2 separate regions of the Homo sapiens genome follow, and region 2 is linked to region 1. A link is an interaction called in ENCODE POLR2A ChIA-PET data of the cell type or tissue named here. Cell type or tissue: Panc1. All regions are shown on one strand. Each heading gives the region's core, and the rest is flanking DNA. Links, peaks and the distances in the headings are about the cores only.

Region 1 (2,910 bases), core at 91-2,590:
GGAGTAATGCAATCATAGCTCACTGCAGCCTCAAACTCCTGAGCTCAACAGAGCCTCCTGCCTCAGCCTTTTTTTTTTTTTCTGGAGACAGGATCTCACTCTGTCACCAGGCTGGAATGCAGTGGCACGATCTCAGCTCACTGCAACCTCCGCCTCCTGGGTTCAAGCGATTCTCCTGCCTCAGCCTCCCGAGTAGCTGGGACTACAGGCGCCCACCACCATGCCTGGCTCATTTTTTTGTATTTTTAGTAGAGACAGAGTTTTACCATGTTGGCCAGGCTGGTCTTGAACTCCTGACCTCAAATGATCCGCCTGCCTCGGCCTCCCAAAGTGCTGGGATTACAGGCGTGAGCCACCGCGCCCGGCCTCTGCCTCAGCCTTTTAACTAGCTGGGACCACAGGTGCATACTACCACATGCAGCTCATTAAAAAAGAAATTTTTTTTAGCTGGGTGCAGTGGCTCATGCCTGTAATCCCAGCACTTTGGGAGGCTGAGGTGGGCGGATCATGAGGTCAGGAGATCGAGACCATCCTGGCTAACATGATGAAACCCTGTCTCTACTAAAAATACAAAAAATTAGCCGGGCGTGGTGGCGGGCACCTGTGGTCCCAGCTACTCGGGAGGCTGAGTCAGGAGAATGGCGTGAACCCAGGAGGCAGAGCTTGCAGTGAGCCAAGATCACACCACTGCACTCCAGGCTGGGTGACAGAGCGAGACTCCTCTCAAAAACAAACAAACAAACGAAAAAAAAACCTTTTATTTTTGGAGAGACAGCATCTCGCCATGTTACCCAGGCTGGTCTCAAACTCCTGGCCTCAAGTGACCCTCCCACCTCAGCCTTCTGAGCAGCTGGGATTACAGGAGTGAGCCACTGTAAATATTTTTCTAAAATATTTTTCAAGATTGAGAGCACACAGTATGATGATAACCTTTTCATAAAAATCAAAACCAAGCAAAATTTAAGAATATATTTTTTGGCCATACATATATATGTGAATAAAACTTTATTATAAAAGTAAGGGAAGACCAGTCATGGTGGCTCATGCCTGTAATCCCAGCACTTTGGGAAGCTGAGGCAGGTGAATTGCTTGAGTACAGGAGTTCGAAACCAACCTGCCCAACATGGCCCATCTCTATAAAAAAAAAAAAAAAAACACCACCACCAAAACCAAAAATTACCTAGGTGTGGTGGTGGCACATCCCTGTAATCTCAGCTACTCCGGAGGCTGAGGTATGAGAATCACTTGAGCCTGGGAGGCAGAGGTTGCAGTGAGCCAAGATTGTGACACTGCACTCCAGCCTCGGTGACAGAGCGAGACTCTGACTAAAAAAAAGAAAAAAAAATTACCAAAAGTAAGAGGATAATAGATACAATATTTGGGATTGTGGTTACTTCTGAAGTGCAAGGGGCAGGGATAGGGGCAGGGGCACATAGATAATTATGAGGCATTATTCTGTTTCTTGGGTTGAATGAGAGATTCACAAGTGTTCATCATAGTTTAAAAAAAACAAGCTAGTAAATAAAAGAACAAAAGTGGGCCATGCATGTATTAATGATGACTGTTTTCTATGACCTAGGATTATGAATAATCCAATTCTGTATACCTGAGTTCCCTAAGGAAAAAAATAAAAAGAGTGGAAAAAGACATGTAATCTAATCTCACACCTGTGGCATACTGTGGCGTAATTGGCCTTGCTGTGTTCATTGCCTCCCATCCAACTAAAACAGATAGCAAACGTCCTCTTTGTACTTCTTAAAAATCTCATTAAAATTTTGGGTTCCCATTGGTCTATCCCTAGCAAAGACTGATAATTGTCTCCCAACATTCATTTCTCCCTTTTCACTTTTACCTTTAGCTAGACACATGGCCACCCAGCTAATGACTGCATTTCCCAGCTTCCCTTGCTGATTTGTGTGGCCCCATGACCAACGGGATGCAAATGCAAGTGATGGGTGCCACTTTACAGTCTTGCTCATAAAAGAATTAGGGGTGCTCTCACCTTCTCCCTTTCCCCCTTCCTGTTTTTTAGCCATGATTGGAACTGATCTATGACCTACCCTATCAGCCGTGGGTCATTGCTACTTGAGAGAGAAATAAACTCCTATCATAAATCAGCCATTGTCTTTTGGGGTTTCTTTGTTACAGTGGCTTAGCTTGTACCACATTATACTACCTAAACTTCTTTATTGACGAAGTGTAATGAGAACTAGTGATCTACTGGGATCTAGCACCTCCTTTGACTTTGCTCTTTTGAAGAATCCAGCAGATTCTTCCTGTCTACATGCTTATTTCACTGAGTCTATGCTTATTTACCATCTCCTCATAAAGAGATATCTCCCCTTTATCTCAAGATCACCATTCTCTTTTTTTGTTTTGTTTTGTTTTATTTTGTTTTTTTGAGACAGTCTTTTTTTTTTTTTTTTTTTTTTTTTTTTTGAGACAGAGTCTCGCTCTTTCGCCCAGGCTGGAGTGCAGTGGCGCTATCTTGGCTCACTGCAAGCTCCGCCTCCCGGGTTCACGCCATTCTCCTGCCTCAGCCTCCCAAGTAGCTGGGACTATAGGCGCCTGCCACGGCGCCCAGCTAATTTTTTTTTTTGTATTTTGAGTAGAGACGGGGTTTCACCGTGTTAGCCAGGATGGTCTCGATCTCCTGACCTCGTGATCCGCCCGCCTCGGCCACCCAAAGTGCTGGGATTACAGGCGTGAGCCACTGCGCCCGGCCGAGACAGAGTCTTGCTCTGTTGCCCAGGCTGGAGTGCAGTGGCACGATCTCGCCTCCCAGGTTAAAGCGATTCTCCTGCCTCAGCCTCCTGAGTAGCTGGGATTACAGGCGCGTGCAACCACACCCAGCTAATTTTTTTGTATTTTTAGTAGAGAGGGGTTTCACCATGTTGGTCAGGCTGCTCG
Region 2 (2,910 bases), core at 124-2,623, 98 kb before region 1:
CCAGGCTGGAGTGCAGTGGCGCGATCTCGGCTCACTGCAACCTCCGCCTCCCGGGTTCACGCTATTCTCTTGCCTCAGACTCCCGAGTAGCTGGGACTACAGGCGCCCGCCACCACGCCCGGCTAATTTTTTTTTTTTTTTTTTTTTGGTATTTTTAGTAGAGACGGGGTTTCACTCTGTTAGCCAGGATGGTCTCGATCTCCTTACCTCGTGATCCGCCGCCTCGGCCTCCCAAAGTGCTGGGATTACAGGCGGGAGCCACCGCGCCGGGCCGACGGGCTGTGTTGCTTTTCTAATAAAACACAGTCAATGAGGCAAGTTAGGGGAAAGGGTATGGGGGAGGAGGTGGAGCAGCACAAGTCTTCCCCTCCCCTTAGTCCAAGGCAGCCCCTTGAGGCACCTTCTGGTATCCTTCCAATCCCTTCATTTTGCAAAAGGAAGAAGTGACTTGCTCAAAGTGTAAAGCAGGTTAGCGGCAAGATGGGAGGAAATCCGGATCTTCCCCCTCCCCCACAGATTTCCAAATTGTCCTTGCCTGCCGTCCGTCTCCACACCACCCGACCTCCCTTCCCCCGCCACTTGCCCCCTTCCCTTTCTCTCTTTCGCGGCAAATCCAAGAGCTTCCCTGATTTGAAGCAGCTAAACAGTCTCACACCCTTAATCTCACTGTCTGAATGATAAATCCTGTAGGGCAGCTCATTCCATTCAAGCCCTTCACACCCTCCTCTGAGTAGCTGGGTGGTCTCTTCCGCCCAAGTGGGGGCTGCTGGCCCTTCCTTCCACTTAGCATTCCCCCAGGAGTCGAGGACTTCCCGGGAGCCCGGCATTCGCCTCCAAAACAATATCCAGATAAGACACGGCCCTCCCAGCCCCCTTTCAGGGCCACACCATAAAATAAAGCCGCGTGGGCTTTGCACCCCTGGACAGAATCCTTTGTCTGGGTTGGAAACAGCCTGAAAAGATGAAAGGGGCTCCCACTCTGACCTCTTCACCTCTTGTTATCTTGGGCCCACTCCCCTTAGACTCTCTGAAGCAGACAGCGGCGTTTTCCCATGGTCACTGGGGTTAACGACGTCTTAGCAGCTAACTGGGAGAGGAATGTGAGGAATGTACCTGCCTAAGGGGCGATTATTTTCATCAAGGACAGGCTGAAATGGATAATGAGGTCAAAAACAAACGCCATCTCTTTCTCAAAGGACTCTCTAAAGGGAGGCTATTAGATATAGTTCATTAGTTGAGGGTGGGGGGCTAGGGAGCTACTTTTTGACCGTTGCCTGAAGAGAGATGGAGGCATTTTGCCAAGTTTAGATTCTTCTCCAAGTCAGTAGGGGGCTAAGTTTAGGCTCCGATTCAAGCTTCCAGATATCTGAGTTTCATTCGGGTACAGGCAACAAGTGGCATTCTGGGCTGAAAATATTTGCAAGAGAATGTATTGTAACTGTTCAAGTGGGGTCCATAGTAAAAAAAAACAAAAAAACAAAAAAACTAATATCCAAAAATCAAATAATCAATTGTGGAAAACTGATGAACCAGAGTTTCTGTTTAAAAAGATATTTGTCGGTTCAATTCAGTATAACTACTATAACTACATTAATTTTATTAAAATCACACATACTTTATATAGTTAAAGCCTTTATACATTTTCTCTCCAAAAACCTTAAGAATAATTTCACTGTAAAAAAACATTTATCACATATTAGCATATTTATATAAAATGTCCCAGGGCCAGGGCTGGCCACGGTGGCTCATGCCTGTGATCCCAGTGCTTTGGGAGGCTGAGGTGGGAAGATTGCCTGAGGCAAGGAGTTTGAGACTAGCCTGGGCAACATACTGAAATCTTGTCTCCAAAAGACAAAACAAAACAAAAATGGATAAAATTAAATATTCCCTTTTTATTCCATTGCCATCACTGTAATTTAGGCTCTAACTCTCTACTCTTCACCAGTGGATTTTCACATAACTTACAAACTGGAACCCCACTTGTAAACTCCTTCACTTCCATTCATCCTGCATCCCATACAGTTTACCTTCTTCAAATGTATCTGTGCTGTGTTCAAAACCTTCATTGCTCACCAAGGCTGAATGTGATAAGGTATGTGCTACTTCAGTGCCCAGGCAGAACAGACATTCCTTTCCCCTCCATTTTTCTTTATACCATTACAAAATGAAGTTCAAACTCTCCAGTCTGGCATTTATAGCCCTCCAAATCTAAATCTGATTAACTTTCAATCCTAACATCCCCACTGCATGTCCTCCCCATATTTAAAAGCCCACCCTCTGGCCAGGTGCAGTGGCTCACGCCTATAATTCCAGCACTTTGGGAGGCTGAGGCAGGTGGAGCACTTGAGGTCAGGAGTTCAAGACCAGCCTGGCCAACATGGCAAAACCCCGTCTCCACTGAAAATACAAAAATTAGCTTGGTGTGGTGGGGCACCTGTAATCCCAGCTACTTGGGAGGCTGAGGCAGGAGAATCGCTTGAACCCGGGAGGCAGAGGTTGCAGTGAGCCGAGATCGTGCCATTGCACTCCAGCCCGGGCAATAGTGTGAGACTCTATCTCAAAAAAAAAATAAATAAATAAATAATAAAAATAAAACAGGATGTGAGTAAAGCACTTTGCAGTGTCTGGCACAGAATCAATTCTATAAATGTAAGCTTTGACGATAATGATGATATAGACTGATACCTGTAAAAGTTCTTTGCATAAAAAGACAAGCCAGCTCTCTGTAGAACATGCTGGACTCCAAGTTCCCTGATCAGGCTGTGGTCACGCAGGCCTTTGTACCTTTGCTCTAGCTTCTGTCTGGGTTTGGAATGTACTCTCCCCTCCTTCTCTTATCTCCATACTCAGCTCAAAGGACACCTTCCCAGGGAGGCCTTCCGAGACCAGCACTTCACCCCTGGCCCAGCA

Evidence for each region. ChIA-PET counts read pairs that join two places held together with the same protein. Peaks named below come from ENCODE experiments on the same cell type or tissue, not always from the same donor. Only the 100,000 strongest peaks of a DNase experiment are listed, where the experiment ranks them.
Region 2: POLR2A ChIA-PET joins it to region 1 with 10 read pairs; 8 of 35 experiments call an interaction of 5 or more read pairs at or near these places.

What each region holds. Positions count from the first base shown.
Region 1 is chr6:37,223,872-37,226,781 of GRCh38, forward strand. The region is part of intron 1 of TMEM217B (transmembrane protein 217B); the gene reads right to left. The region is part of intron 1 of TMEM217 (transmembrane protein 217); the gene reads right to left. Among named protein-coding and RNA genes, the nearest start is that of TBC1D22B, 32 kb to the right of the region's middle. In Panc1, for the core only: no CTCF peak of the experiment used is centred there; no DNase peak of the experiment used is centred there.
Region 2 is chr6:37,125,374-37,128,283 of GRCh38, forward strand. No RefSeq gene overlaps it. Among named protein-coding and RNA genes, the nearest start is that of PIM1, 43 kb to the right of the region's middle. RefSeq lists enhancers at 1-577, 578-1,556, 1,658-2,335 and a silencer at 940-1,234. In Panc1, for the core only: no CTCF peak of the experiment used is centred there; no DNase peak of the experiment used is centred there; H3K4me3 peaks cover 602 bases; H3K27ac peaks cover 2,434 bases.